Regions from separate parts of the Mus musculus genome. Here region 2 is linked to region 1. Evidence: chromatin loops called from intact Hi-C (ENCODE). Cell type or tissue: left cerebral cortex. All regions are shown on one strand.

Region 1 (8,000 bases):
GGAGACGGTACGGTTTTGTGTGAATTACGTAAGTTCTTAAAGACAAGCACACATGACAAACCTCCTGCTTTGCCAAATTGGCATTTGCCATTTCCACACAAGCCCTAGGGTAATACCCGACTCACTCCAAAGTGACCTGCACTCGGCTAAGTGGTGCTCCATCCGACAGATTGCCCAGTTTTGCGGCTTGGTAAAATGATGGTTCTTATCTAAAGCTGTCTACTCTCTACCAAGTCTTTCCTTTTCCTCTCTCTCCAGATTTCAAAAACAGATGTAGCCATTTTCCCCCTCACGTCTCCTGTCAGTCAAAACAGATGATGTGGCGGTGGCTCCAAGCATGTGATTCCAGAGTTACTATTTGAGGTTGTGAGGAGGAGAGGGAAAAAAAACCTGAAGAAATAGAGATGTAAAAGTCAGTTTGATGATGTCTTGGATGCTGGAGGAATCTGTATTGCCTGCTTTCTTTTGTTTTTCTGGTACATGCTTGGCAAATGCTCTACTGTTGCCTATAGCCCCATGAGTTTTGTAGTTACCCAGGGTCCAAGTTACTTAGCCCTGGTCTTGAGCTGGCTCTGGTGCCCAGGTAGACTTTGGATTTCCGATCCTCCAGACCCAGCACTGTTGGGGAGCTGTGAGAGCAGGTCTGTGCCACCATGCTTCTCGACAGTGCTCATTTCTTTTAAGAACTAGAAAGTGTTGAGTCTTAAAATGATGCATGCTTTTAAGAACATGAAATTTTAGTAATTGTAGTTTTTTTTTCCTCTACATTTACAAACTGCGTGCACAGTCACACGTGCGATTTCTCCAGGCTTTATGTTGCTAATCTGAGACTCTGAGTTTATACATGGCTTCCTTAAACCTATAAATCAGTTACAGAAGTGAATTGAGCAAGTCTTTCAAGGATAATGTATATGGTCTTGTAGATCAGCTATTGCAAGTGTTATAAGAGTGCATTGCTAGCAGGAGGGGTTGAAGAATTCCCCTGATGTGCACATGGGTAGGTGCTGACATTGAGTTTGACACTCGAATCTTCTGGAAGGCTAACAGTGTCTACATTTTGCAATTTAATCTGTTTCATAGAGACGTGATTTCTAAAGCCATTTGTAAATGTCACATTCATGAGTGTTTACTTAGTATAAGATTTCAGAGAAAGTTTAGAGGAAAATTCATCAGTTTTAAATTTAGTTTCTGACGATGTGATAAATTTAATGTTGGGGTACTAAAACCTTAAATATCTATATTTATGTGCATTTATAAATGTGCATGCACACATATATAGCCCACACCAAGTTAGATATAGATTATAGATAGAGATAGAGATAGAGAGAGATAGAGATAGAGATAGAAAAAGTGTATCTTAGTTACTGTTCTAGTGCTGTGAAGAGACCATGACCAAGGACACTTGTGAGAGAAAGTGTTTAGTTGGGACTTGCTTAGAGTTTGAGAGGGTAAGTTCATGGCCATTGAATCCGGGGTACAATGGCAGCAGGCAGGCATGGCTTTAGAGCCATAGGGGAGAGCTTACATCTGATCCACAAGTTACAGGCAGAAGGAACAAGTCTAGGCTTAGTACGTTTGCAACCTGATAGATAGGTCAGCCACCTCCAGCCACACAACTCCAACAAGGCCACACCCTCTCCTCCTTCCTAAGCCACCCACAAACTGGTAACCATACATCAAACACATAAGCCACAGGAGCCAACATTTCCATTCAAACCATAATACACAATCAGAAATTGAGCTTTGGCCTAAAATGATTTTATCAAAAATAGCACGGATAGCATACTTTTCTTCTTCCTGTCTTTGCTCCATCAGCAACTCCATCTTGTTTTCTTGCTCATCAATCTCTCTCTGCTACCTTGGCGGTGGCATCTGCTTTAGACGGTTTCATAAGGCAGAACTGTAAATCCATCGCTATGGAATTTTAAGTGTCTTCATAATTCTTAATTCTGACAAATATCATGGAGATTTTATGACCAGAAGATAATGTTTAAAAAAAACAAACAAAACAAAACAGGTTTTCCTTGTCTTTTAGGACGCATCCAGACTTGTTTCTCCAGACTCTCTGTTCAGTTACTACAGGGTCTCCATCCGGATACTACAGGGTCTCCATCTGGAACACAGCCTGTATCTTAGGGCAAAGTCAAGATGAAAAAGAAATATTTATGAGATAATTTTACATCAGACTCTAATTTCAAGGTCGATACGATAGTGACTATTCTTCTAAAATTAATTTTAGCATAGGTTGTTTACGTCTCTGGTTTGTTGACATGTTTTCTTCTTTGTTAGTTGCTTTTGTTTTGAGGCAGATCTTGTAGTGTAGGTTGCCCTGAAATTCTTGATGCTTTGTATCTGTTCAAGAGTGCTTCTTGGATCCCTGTTCCCTCCCTTTGATCTCGTGAAAGCCTGTAAGCACACTACATACAAGAACTGTAGAGATTTCCAGAGAGTTCCTAGAGGTGCTGCGCTATGTGTGAGTGTTATATGCTCAGGCCCTTGCAGAGGCTCCTGTGTAGGTCCTTCCCTTCGAGGTATGATGTAATCAGTCTTCAGCTTTGATTGACACCCCTGGAAAGAAAAGGATGGCCATGGGTATTCTAAGTAAGAATATACAAGCAAACAAAGATAATCAAGTATAGTTTCTTTCTTTCAGTCAATAGCTCATACAGAACAGAAACTGGGGGGAAATATAGATTTACTGAGAACCTTCCCCGTTTGCCTCTGAAAGCCCCCTCCAGGGATCTCTGCCAGCCTCTAAGATGTCTTATCTGGATCATTTCGCTATTGCATTCTAGAATGTTCTTCCAAGACAAACAATGTGGATAAATTCCATAGGCTTCCGAGATTGTACTTTTGAAAATATAAATCTGAGTTATTTAATAAATTTTGTCCATGAGACACAGCATCACAGCTAAGATATACAGATTTTCACCGCAGTTTATGCTGTGTTTTCAGTACCCGCCTTTCAAGATCATAAATAAAAATAGCTTCATATCCCCAAACCATTATTTATTATTCTGAAACCTGGATGTTGAAAATGAACTGAAATATAATGAACAAAATACCAAGAATACAAAGTGATTAGTTAGGCACAAAGCAAAGCAAAATTGAATTAGGTTAGAAATTATATATATTTTTGGATTCATGCAAATGCAGTAACTACTTACACATTACAACTTTGGAACATATCTGATCATAATTATTATTATTATTATTATTGCATTAATTAACATCAAAGGCAGGAGAGTTCACATTTGAGCTAAGCGCATCGGATGTCAGTCCAGTTATCAACTAAGTCAGCTTGGTTCTGTGGAAATTAAATACTGTCACACTTTCATCTGCTTAGAGTTTTGAATTCTAGAGAGCGCAGAGTTACTTTGACAATTGCGGTACTAATCCTCCTTCAAAGCACTGAAAGGGTTACAGATCTCCTGCTTATTTTTTTTATGAACATATGCTAAAAATAACAAGTCAGTGGAATTTAGTCCCATGCCCCGATGTGTGGGCATAATTTGTTTAATTTCTCAGTAGTCCGTTGGCTATTTCTGTGTCCTTTAAACTATCTAATGGCAAGTGTGAGGACAACACTTTCTGCTCCTGTCATTCTTCTAACTTTTTAGCAATTAAAATTTGAGATTCATATTTGGAATTTTATTTTGGTTAATGATTAATATCCTGTAAAGAAGAAGCGTGACATATGGTGTAAAATTTTGCTGTTCTATTTTTCAAGATCTTTTTATAGCCCCCCCATCACGTGTTTTCCTAATCAGACTTTTCCTCGTGCAGTTAGTTGATTCTTTGCCACCAGAGGGCAGTATAAAAATTGATTTAGTTAATAAACATAATGTCGCTTTTCTTTTTTTTTTGTATACCATTGTTGTAGGTACCACGCTGACTAGCAGATATAGATGCCTTCTTTTCAGCCATAAACGAAATACAGATCTCTGACTGAAGATTATGGCCATGCAGTTATAGGTTGTAATTTAAATTGTCCCTTTTTTTTGTTCCTAGCGTTAAAATTGTCACACTAGACAAAATATTATCCAGTCATGTAGGCCTAGAAAGTCACAATTGTAAAAGCACATTGTCTTAATCAGGTGTGGGTTTTTTTTTCCTTTCTTGAGAAAGGAAGACCATTTGAGTCGATGGATCTTGGCTAAATTTTATTGCATATATTCTTATTTGGCACATTATGCTTGATAACATTTTTCTCAAAAAATGAATTCTGTGTTATTAGCTGCTTCCCAATTTTATTGAAAATCAGAGTTGGAAACTATAAGGTTCAGCAAGTAAAAGAATTTGGAGGCTAACACACATACTTTTGGTTTACTTAATATAGTCAATGTTCAGTTAGTTTCCTGTGAGATATAAAAAGGTTCTCTCTTAGTTTGCCAACTTGAAAGTCTCTAATGTTCAAAAGAGGATACCATTCTTGATGGCTAAAAATGTTAAAATCCTCTAATGATACTATACATATTTATAATTAATTAGGTATCTATTAAGGCGGCACAAAACATTTTTAGGGATTAGTTAGGCTCTGCTTCTATGTTATCTTAACTTACCTTTTATTTATTTTTATGCATTTAAAATCATTGATATGAAAGTTATAAATATATTTATCATAGTCAGTCCTCCCTCCCCAAACACTACCCCCTCAACTCAGGCTTATGAATACTTAATTACTAGATTTGAAAGTGTTACTGTCTGGTTAAAAATGCAAGGCTTATGATATTGAATGTGCAATTTTGAAGAAATGAGGAACGCCATTTGTTTTTATTAAGCTGGGATTTGAATGTTTGAGGAACGCATTGAGGGAGGCATTGCTTCAGAAATGGAAGTAATAACCCTCATTTGTAGTGTTGAAAATATTATTTTTACGCTATGCCAATTCTTTATAAATAAACACAGGAGCCCAGGTTTGCAAGGGATCAATTTGCTTTGTCTGTCTACTGATAAATTATTGGAGATTTTTGTTTGTTGGATGTCTTTGTTTGTTTGTTTGTTTGCTTTTTGGTGTTTTGTGTCTGATCGTTCACTCTGTGGGGAATTGCGTATAACAAAAAAAAACCACAACAAAATTAGAAATAAGCCTCATTGATGTCTAGATGGAATACTACTGTCTTACGGTGGAGGGATTGATGAGCGAATATAAGAATTCCAATATATAAGAAATTGTTATGATGCTGTTTATTTTTTACAAATAAATGAAGGAGACCATGAGATACCCTTCTCCCCTAAAATTCTGTATGTGCATTCAGGAAGTACACAGGGCAAAAGTAAGCAATGGAGACACTTTAAAATGGAATCTGTGCCGCAGTCCCTGCATATGGCCGATAATAGCGATACGTGTTTGGCTATATTTTTATCAGCAATTATTTTGTTTTGAGAATTGACTTATGACAGAATTCTGAGGCCATTGTGAAGATGGCTTTCGCTTATTTCAGCCGTGCTCTTTTTTTTTTAGTGTAATTGGCACTAGAAATAAAGCAGCTTTCAGTAATTACATTGTATGGATGAAAATTCTTGATTTTTCTGTGGAGTCAAATCAATACTGAAGTTTCACTATCACAGTCTCTGTAAATGAAGGTTTCGGGTCAGGAGTGGGGATGCAGGAGCCATTGGCAGGGCTCACTGTTCCCAGAAATTTTTCCTAGCAATGCAGTAGGCCAGGGTCCCAGTGACACTCTTGAGAATTATAATTGCCTTGTGCCAACGTGGGAAAGGAGCATTTTTAAAATATAATTTTTGAGACTTAATTTTCTAGTCCTTTTTCAGTAACTGATATACTAAGTAACTTGTTTTCAAAGGATATATCCACCTATATGTATTTGAATTATTAGTAAAAAAAAATTAGTATTAGTGAAAATGAAAAACAAATTTACCTTTTGACTGTATTTGGGAGATTGTATATAAAGACAGCAGGAGTTGTGCTCTGAGCAGGTATGCTGTAGTATCTCTTTGCATTTTAGAATAAAACACATAGGTACTTTGTGAAATTGTCTTCATCTGGTTTTACCTCTGGGTTTCTGTGATGGATTTCCGGGCAATCCTGACAGAGGCGTGGCTTAATAGTCAAATAACAGGTGATGTCACTTGAGGCCATTGTTTCAGGGAAGAGAGCTTTGGGCATCAGGGGAGTGATTTTGAGGTTCGTACTGATTCATTTCATTAGTTTTGAAAGGCTTGGAGAATTTCTGTTTGTTCCCACTAAAGCTTAACCTGTTTGGAGAGTTGTTTTATGCTCAAAAATATAATCATCTAATCCTTTTCTTGAGATTTGAATTAAGAAATTTTATTTTGCCCAAGCAAATAACTGACAACTTATACTATAACCCCCAAAAATAATTCAAAGAGAGACTTGGATAATTTTAAGTTAAGATTTAAATACATCTTAAATAAAGAGATAGAAAAACATGGTTTCTGAATTAAGCTTTGGGTAGAGTTGTAAATGAGACAAAAATGCAAACCTAAAATTATAATATTTCATTTATTGTACACTTTTTAGTAATAAACAGCACTTTATTTTTTTCATTTTAGTTTACCCTGATGATTCTGAAATTTTATATGTTTAGATTCTATTCATTATCTGCAATCATGAAATACAGTTTCATTGTGAAGGTGTGTCACGACTTCATATTCATCCTAATTTAAAATACACAACTGTTAACAAAAGAAATGAATACATAATTATGATAACTTCTAACTGTAATTCAGTTAGTCTTAAAATGTGTGTCAAACTGTCCGAGGCAATACAGCTTCTTCGTTTTCTTCTTTCCAATATTAATATGATACAGGACAGAATCAAATCTCATCAGTACAATGCAAAACATTGTTCTAAATAAAGGTGCCGTATCTTAATTGATTGTATTTGAATGCTGTTCACATCAGTTAAACTTTTAGTTCCTTTCAATTTGAAAATTATACCACAAATTATACACTGAATTTTCATAAGCAATACTGAATTTAGCAGAAAAAAGATAATTTTTAAAATACACATATTTTAAATAATAAAGTAGTTTTTATTTGGATTTACTGAACTAGAAGAATTTATTGAAAATGTAATTTAAAGGATAATTATTATTTTATTATATACACATGTTTTAATTAGGATAATAATTTATAATATATCCTTTGATATTAATGCTAATTAAAAACTCTTTTATTAATGTGCTTCTACCCATAGGAGACACTTATTAACTATTCCGTATATATTAATACATATACATATACATACATACATACATATATACATAGACTATAGTTTCCTTCCAATAACATTACATCAACACAATATAATATAGACACTGGCAGAAAGCACAGTGCAATATAATCCAGCAAGTGTTACTGGTGAGTGGATCAAATGATTACATTTTGTTTTTGCCCAGTAGAATCTTCAGTCTATTTTTAAGTCACAGTGAAAGAGAATGAAGGCTATTTTTTCCGTAACCTTTTAAAATTTTACTATGATTTTTGTTGCTCACCTTAGAAAATGTCTACGTGTAGTATTACTCTTGTCATGGTAGGATAGCGATGCCTCTGAGACATTTGCATTCTTTGAGAAATACACTTTCTTGTCATTTCTTTCTAGAAACTATAAATAGAGATTACCTCGGAATGCATCTATTTCTATGGCCTCTCATCGGATGCCTCTTGTAACCTAGTATGTCGGATTTAAAAGAAGTCAAACTGGGATAGAAACAACTCAAGAAATCTGTTATGAGTGTAGGTCCTCAATGCATGAGTTAATGCAGGGTCTCAGCTCCATCTTCAAAGCCAATCTTTCGGGCCTCCTTTTAGCTTCTTACGTGTCATACAGCTAAAGATTTTCGTAGGACCTGTAAATATTATCCAAATTCTTGTAAGATGAAAAAACATGCTTATTCTTTGTGTAGGTGTCTCCTCCTCTTCTCCCTCCTCTTTCTCCTCTTCTCCCTCCTCCTCCTCTTCCTCCTCTTCTCCCTCCTCTTTCTCCTCTTCTCCCTCCTCCTCTTCTCCCTCCT
Region 2 (8,000 bases), 230 kb after region 1:
AATGTTGTTAAAAATGGCGTCTATCCCAGCCAAATGTGAGCCACCGTAACATTCTTGAGACTGCCATGGAATCCCGGTGGTTTTTAAGAAGCTCTTCCCCAGAGACAATTTTGCAACGCTGTACATTTGGGCAAGTGCGTAATCAACTTCGTGGTACCAGATAGGCCTCTCTGCTGTGAACGCAGACAAAGAATGAAAAATGTCTCCTCAAGTTATAGGAAGCCAGATTCATAACCATCCGTCACTTGCTTGGGCAAGTTACTGATAAACTCTGCACAAAAAAATAACAAACAGTGTGTCCCTGCATCTCGCCCGTTGAAAATGAGATTCTCCCTCTGATGGATGTTAGCAGAGAGGCTTGTAAAAATGCATTTCCGACTGATTAGTTCAGAAGGTGTCAATCCCGTGCAGTTTTATGACCTGCAGACTACACGCCAGATGTACATTTGCTTTTTATAAACTAACAAAGATGGATGGCCAAATCTGAGCGCTCCTCTTGGGCAGCTGGACCAAGTACTGCCTAAGGGAGGGCACTGCAGGAGTGGTGGGATGGGAGCAGGTAACTCTTAATTTGCCAGATTAATGGAGATTAAATGTAATATTTGACAGTGCTTGCCCTGCTGGAGGAGGGCTTATGTGGGGAGGTGCTATAGAAATATAAAAGAGCAATGTTTAATTATTCTCTCAAGCATATGTGTTACACTCTAAAGCTACTCACCTAAGTGAGATAGAGCCCCATAGAAACTCTACATACAGTCATAAATCACCACTTAATGGTTAAAGTTGGTTTTAAGGGGTTGTTTTATTTTGTTTTTTGAAGCCAAAAATGGCATAGAAGCATAGGTTAATCATCTCCTGCTTGAGAGAACTAGGTCTTGAAATCTATGCTTCTATTCCAAGAGAGGTAGAGGAAAAAAGACGTATCATATAATTATTATAATATATCCTCATGAAGAATAAGGCCTCAGCACGGCCTCATCTTTCTCCCATTAGAAATATCAAGAAATATTTATACATTTTTCATCTTTATGGCTTTTTCAGTAGGAAAGAAATATTTTTGATGAATTTACATGAAACTTGAGAGCTCAGTTTCATTTGATTATCTTAACACATGCTTTTAGAGTTTGTCAAGGAAATAAGTGCACTGCTCCAAACAGCCACCAACCCATGACCTTCAGAATATGCAGTACCTACAGAAAAGTGGCACCTGTAAAGAAAAATATGTGATATCTCTCATCAGAAATTCAGAACCATTCGTTCGTATGTGTATAAAAATTATCACCGTCCTTTAGAACGCTTATGTAAGAAGAGACCAGCATCATAAACGTGTCAGGAAATGCCCCTATTGAACTCACTTCCCCCCAACTTCAAAGGAAGTAACAGAGAGAATTTTAGTTGCTGTCTGTGGATGAGCTCAGCTTCTTCCAGTTTCAAGGGATTACAAAAACTTCCAACCCAAATTGACTTTCAAGTAAAAAGGAATGCCTTAGCTTCTAGAAGGCCAAGGGCCGTTTATTAAAAGACCCCAAGGAGGCTGGCCAGCTACTGTGTTTATGACCTGCTGGGTTTTGCTAAAGCCTTTGACTCTGCTTATTCTAGGACAAACCAGTTGCCAGATAGGTCCTGTGGTGGCAGAAATATGGCTGCAGCCATCCATACTCCAAAACCTTATGTTTCATCCCAGTGGATGTCAGGGCCAGAGAGGCAGAGGCTCTGTGTTCACATAGCTCCTGAAGTCACCCTGACACTTTTAGTCCCTGAAATTTCGGGACCACGATGAAGGGAGTGTGAGTGCGTATGCGCATGGTCTGAGAGCTGGAGAAGCTAAATATTGATATGAAGATTCAAGGAAGTGAATGAAGTAAGCAGGAGTGACTGAAGTAAACAGAAGATCTGCTCTGTTCTCCTTCAGGCAGACACAGTGACTAAGGGTCCTACCCCGTGCATCTCATGACTCTTACCTCTCCTGGGTTACTGGTCACCTCCTCCGGGGCTGAACATTTCATCTATTTCTTTTGTTAAGAGAAAATTTAGTATGTTTTTTATTTATTGTGAAGAATATGCATGTACTACAGCAGGCATGGGAAGGTCAGAGGACAGCTTTCGGGAGCCAGTTCTCTCCTTCCACCATGTGGGTACTGGAAATCAGACTCAGGTCAGACACACACCTTGGTAGCAGGCATGTTTACTCACTGAGCCATCCTGCCAGCTTATCAGCACTGTTACCTCCTGTCTCGGTTTGCCATCAGATAAGGAAAGGGCAAACTCAGTATAGTATAAAGCAAATAAACTTTAGGATACTTTTTAAATAAAGTAGGTTTTTTTTTACTTGTATAAATAAAATATAGACATCATCTAAATATTTTTTCATCTGGATTTTCCATAAGATCCCCTGCTCCTTGCTGGTAAAGTAGCTACAAACTGTCTTGTCAGTTACCCAAGAATGTTTGATATCTTCACAATAGTTTTCATTAATCTATTTTAAGACATACAGTTACCAAGAGATCCAGTTTTATGTATTTAACTGGTGATCAGACTATGGGCTTAAAGGGGGGGGGGGGCATGGCAGTGACTGACAGCCACTCGCATATCACATGGGTGGTGATAAGCCTCATGCAGAATATATTCAGGCCCAAGAAGCATTCCAAGACCTGCATCACCGAACCATTTGATCACTGCTCCAGGCCTCTAAAGCGTTCGCTTATCCTGGTTACCTAATGTTAAAGAGACGGTGATCCTGAGACATGAGAAACCTCTGTTGTCATAGCAAGGCACATCATGTAAAATGCACCGGACGGAACATACTCTGAAGAGATGGCAAATGATATCATGGAACAAGTGATAATAAACCAGCAGCATAGTCATTTATTACCGCTATTAAATGCTATGTACTTGATGGCATGTTCCTTGCAGCCCAGTTTTCTGTGACTGGCAGCGCGCTGGGCAAGCAGGTCACACTAGCAGGCAGCAGCGCTAGGTCTTTTGAGACCACTGACTTGCGTGCAGCTCCTTGTTAACAGAAATGTGTCATGTGGTGCGTGACTGTGAGCCACCAAGTGTTCCTTTGTAATATTCTTAGCAAGAAGACATTGGTGACTGTACCCATGCTCCTTTATGTCACGAATATCGTAGGTCTATGTTCCATGGTTGACATTTTTATAACCTCCATGATTATGACTAATTTACATTTGCTATTTTGTTGTTGTTGTTGTTGTTGTTTTAATAATACTGCATTTTAGGGGTAGTAAAGAAAGAAATCAATTTGAGAAATGCCTTACTCCCTGCTAGAATGTAATTTACCCTTCTTAGAAGAACTGTTTCTATGGGAGATGGCTGGCTAAACTCACCCACTTTATGTTAGCGTGTTTGTGATGGCTTCTTCACATCTCTCCCTTTGCAGTCCTTTTCCGAATTTTAGAGCTTCAACGTACAAGGGTCCCTGTCTGTTTTCTCTGTGTGCCTAGTATGGGAACTCCTGGGGCATTTCTCTAAAACATAGACAGTTTCAATAATTGTGTTTACAACTGTCTTGATTCCTTCCTGCTAATAAGGTGTTCTAATCAGTACTGCACATTCCTCACTGGGAATAAATGGTAAACATGATTACTTTCAACTGTTCTCAATCTAGCCCTTTACTTTCTGTAAAAGCAGATTCCAGTACGATGTCTGTATTTCATTGGGCTTCCAAAAGGATGCCTCGCAAAGATAGCCATCAGATACACAGTGGCAAATTAACTGCCATGAAACAAACCCGCCAGTAGACACAAGTCACCCCACGCTGTGCGTGGCACACGGAGCAGATCGGGCTAGCCGGCTAACCGGTTTGCTGCTTCCTCTGCAGACGGACTCATTGACTGCATGGATCCTGATTGCTGCCTCCAGAGCTCCTGCCAAAACCAGCCCTACTGTCGTGGCTTGCCTGATCCTCAGGATATCATTAGCCAAAGCCTTCAGACACCATCTCAGCAAGCTGCCAAGTCCTTCTATGACCGAATCAGTTTCCTGATTGGATCGGATAGCACCCACGTGCTCCCTGGAGAAAGTCCGTTCAATAAGAGGTTAATGCTTGCTTTCCTCATAAGGGTCTTGAGAACAGTTCTGCAGGCTTTGTGTGAAATGCTGATGGGTGTGTTTGAGAAAACTGCTTATATGTGGTTTTTTTTTCCTTTTTTGCAAAATTCTTCATCAAACTTCCCATTTTGAGCATTTTTGACACTGTTCACATACTTTGTCAATTTCAATACCTGACATTTAACAGGACATCCCGTTAAGGAGTCAATAAATCTTCATTTAACCAGCTGATTTTTTTTTTTTTTGAGCCCAGTTGGAAACATTTCAGAAAGCATGATGAAAAGACCCCAAAAGGCAAAGAGAAGTGCACTTCTTTTTTTTTTTTTTTTTTTTTAAGCTGGGCTCACTAAATAATTATGAATTAATGTAATGGAGCTGCTAACGGCATGGCAGTAAGGTTGCATAAGCTGTTTGACTGGTGTTTTACAGAGCAGTAATGACCTGAAAATCAACCAGAAACTGAAAGCAGGTGTCTCGCGTCTCGCTGGGCAGAGGCAGATGATTTACGCAGAACTCCTGGGTCTGCAGCCATTGACGGCAATCATGCACCGAGCCCCAGGAGCAGCTTAGAAGCTGCTGCACACGTGTTTCTCATTGCCCACTTAAATCTTGTACTTTGTGGTCCCAGCAGATTTACAGATTGCCCTGGAATTCATTGGAAAGGATACTTTTCTTCTAGAAGTCATATATATGTTATATGGGGGGAAAAAGGGCATCAATTATAATTTTTAAAATTACTAGTCTTGGTAATGCTCCAAAATAAATAGATTGCAGCAAATTAAAACTCGGGGTGAACACCAGGCATTTAGAGAAATAAATTACACTGAATTTAAAGGAAGATGGTCTTGGGGCTATTTCAGATCTGCTTTTTTTTTCTTTTTTTCTTTTTCTTTTTTCTTTTCTTTTTTTTGTGAATAGCCCTTGATTGTTTATGATATTTTTACCTTTGGCTTGACTTATCTATTAATCATGATAATGTTGGCCAGGGAAAACAGAGATTCATTCAGTCTTTTGTACTTTTCCCACAGTCTTGCGTCCGTCATCAGAGGCCAAGTACTAACAGCTGATGGAACCCCACTTATTGGCGTCAACGTGTCGTTTTTACACTACTCGGAATATGGATATACCATTACCCGCCAGGATGGAATGTGAGTCTGCTGCATCCTGCTGTCTCCGTGGGAAGGATTCTCAGCATGAGGCTGGGCGTCCACCCATCACCCGTCATGTTGTATTGTCTTTTTTAATAGAAAGGCAACAACTCTCAGACTCTTAAAAACCCAGGACAGTGCAGGAAGCAGAGGCTGAGAGCCATGTACTCATTTGCCATAAAAGTTCATCCCGTTTTCTGAGGCGTGATAGAATACTGTGGTCCTGTCAGAGAATATTTTTTGTCTTTGAAGAATTGTGTTGAAGTATTTATTGGAGATGTTTCTTACTGTCTGCAACTGAGTTCAGATGGTTCCAAAGAATAGATAGGAAGTTAGGGAAATGCAAATAGATAGCTCGGTGACTAGAGAAAGGATGGTTAAATGCTTGCTATGTAATTCCATTTGAGCAGAGGTTGGAAACTGTTTCATATCACAATTAGGAGGAAAGATTAATTGTGAATCATTTTAACTTGAGGAGAGCATTGGTCATTGTAAGGTGGCGGCTCACTAACTTAGTCATACTAAGTGCATCTTGTCCGTTCTTAGGTTTGACTTGGTGGCAAATGGTGGCGCTTCTCTGACTTTGGTATTTGAGCGTTCCCCATTCCTCACTCAGTACCACACTGTGTGGATTCCCTGGAATGTCTTTTATGTGATGGATACCCTTGTCATGAAGAAAGAGGAGAACGACATTCCCAGCTGTGACCTCAGTGGCTTTGTGAGGCCAAGTCCCATCATTGTGTCTTCACCGTTATCCACCTTCTTCAGGTCTTCCCCTGAGGACAGCCCCATCATCCCCGAGACACAGGTAAGCTGTTACAGCGGGCAGGCAGCATCTTCACATGGAAGCATCACCAGTCGTGGCTTGCAAAGAATAATCTTGAACACTTTCAGGATTCTAGTGCCATCCTACTTCTGTAACATGTGATGTGTGTCCTAGAGTGGAAAAAAATGTCTTGGAAAAGGTGACTTGACAAGAAACATGAACTTTCTAAAGGTGTTACCTAAAAAAGTTAGTTATCACATTTTAAGGTCTAGTAATTTATCTCTTAATGCTCTAGTCTCCACGGGAATAAACCGTCTAACTTTTAAAGAACCAGTCATGTTAAATATTCAATTTATCTACTGAAACACCTAGAGGTGGTTTCCTTCCCCTGTGTTTAGAAATAACTTTCAGATCTTAAAGGCAGGGCATTAGGTACAACAGTAATGAGTGTTCTTCTGAAATGCAAAGTAAGACTGTGTGGTTCAAAACAAGGCCAATGGTGCAGGCCTGTAACTCCAGACATTCAGGAGGTGGAGGTTGGAGCGTTTCAGGTTCAAGGCTTTCCAGGCTACGGAATGAATTCAAAGCCGCCTTTGGACAACCTAGTGAGACCTTGTTTCAAAAGAAAAAGTAGATGGGGCCAGAGAGATGCCTCAGCTGCTAAAGAGCATTAGCTGTTCTCCCTGTGACCCAGAATTCAGTTTCCAGCAGCCATGTCAGTAGTAAAGGGGGCTGGGAACATTGCTCGTTGATAAAGAACTTGCCTAGCGTGTGTGATTCTTAGGTTCAATCCTCAGTACCACATCAATAATAATAATAATAGGTTTAATCTCAGTACTACATCAATAATAATAATAATAACAGCAACAATAATAAATAATAGCATAATCTTTAAAGCGCAAGCACACACACCAGCATTGTCACATTCATTCATCAAACATGTTTGAAGTGCTTGTTCTATAGCAGTCATAAGTGGGGACCAGTGGTAAAGCAGTCAGAGTACTTGCTCTCTACGAGCTTAACAACCAAGGAGTGAAGAAACTGAACCCTTAATACGCGTCAACTTAGGATAAGGCTTGTTAGACATCTGAAGCAGGGTAAAGTGGGTGGAAGTGGGAATCCTATATTGTGATAGCTAGAAGAGATCTCTCTGCCAAGGTGGCACTGGTCAGTGGATACGTTGCGGGTGAGTCCAGGGTGTGGTTGACATTAAGGGTAGGAATCTTGGGGGTCTGGCTCGCAGATGCACTTGTAACATGGATGAGATGAGGAAGTGCAGACAGAGATGGCAAGAGGCTAGACAGAGACGTAGAGGTTATAAAAAGGCTCTCCTGGCAGACACTCTGTGGAAGTGACACTATGGAGATTTTAACATCCAAGTCAGCTCTGACCGGATGCTTGGGAACTTCACCGTGATTCGATTTGATACTTCCTTCTCCGGGTCTACCTTGTAACTCGTAACTTCTTAGTTCTATAATAGCCTTACTGAGAAGCAATATCTGTCCAGAGGTTGACAGTTTCTAGCGAAATCTACCCACAGCAATGTGTTTCAAATAGGCAACAAGTCCATGAATGGATGTAGTCTTTTTGCAAGTCATTCACACAGTAGGTGTGATGTACGGAATACCCAAGGAGGATTTAAAGACGACCAGGACACAAACCCTGTCACTAGAGTGCAGTAAATATCTGAATGAACAGTGGCAAGTTCAAGACAGAGGGCAGTCCCTGAGTAAGCCAGAAGCAGCACTGGTGAGGGGACTGTCTCCACAGAGTGGTGAGACTGGAGAAAGAAGAGGAGAAATGAGTGACAGCAGCATAGTAGCCAAAGAGATGGATAGAAATTGGTGGGATGGCTCATTGAGCAAAGCTGACAGCCTGCATTTGATCACCAACACCCACATGGCAGAAGAAAAGAACCAACTCCCTCAGATCATCCCCCAACCTCCATTCACAACCCACCCAACCCACCCAGACAGGGGATAAATGGGTAAATGTAAAACAAGTCACCACCATCA

What was found. Peaks named below come from ENCODE experiments on the same cell type or tissue, not always from the same donor. Only the 100,000 strongest peaks of a DNase experiment are listed, where the experiment ranks them.
Region 2: it touches region 1 in a loop (2.1-fold over the local background); 5 of 42 quality-filtered maps call a loop at or near these places.

What each region holds. Positions count from the first base shown.
Region 1 is chr8:48,523,425-48,531,424 of GRCm38, reverse strand. The region is part of intron 2 of Tenm3 (teneurin transmembrane protein 3); the gene reads left to right. Among named protein-coding and RNA genes, the nearest start is that of Gm39178, 130 kb to the left of the region's middle. In left cerebral cortex, a CTCF peak has its summit at 3,797 (motif pointing right); DNase peaks (open chromatin) are centred at 286, 666 and 3,792.
Region 2 is chr8:48,296,813-48,304,812 of GRCm38, reverse strand. Tenm3 (teneurin transmembrane protein 3) reads left to right here. Exons shown (of 27, transcript NM_001145937.1): 13 at 3,842-4,058; 14 at 5,100-5,219; 15 at 5,766-6,027. Among named protein-coding and RNA genes, the nearest start is that of Gm51531, 11 kb to the left of the region's middle. In left cerebral cortex, no CTCF peak of the experiment used is centred here; a DNase peak (open chromatin) is centred at 3,891; H3K4me3 peaks cover 652 bases.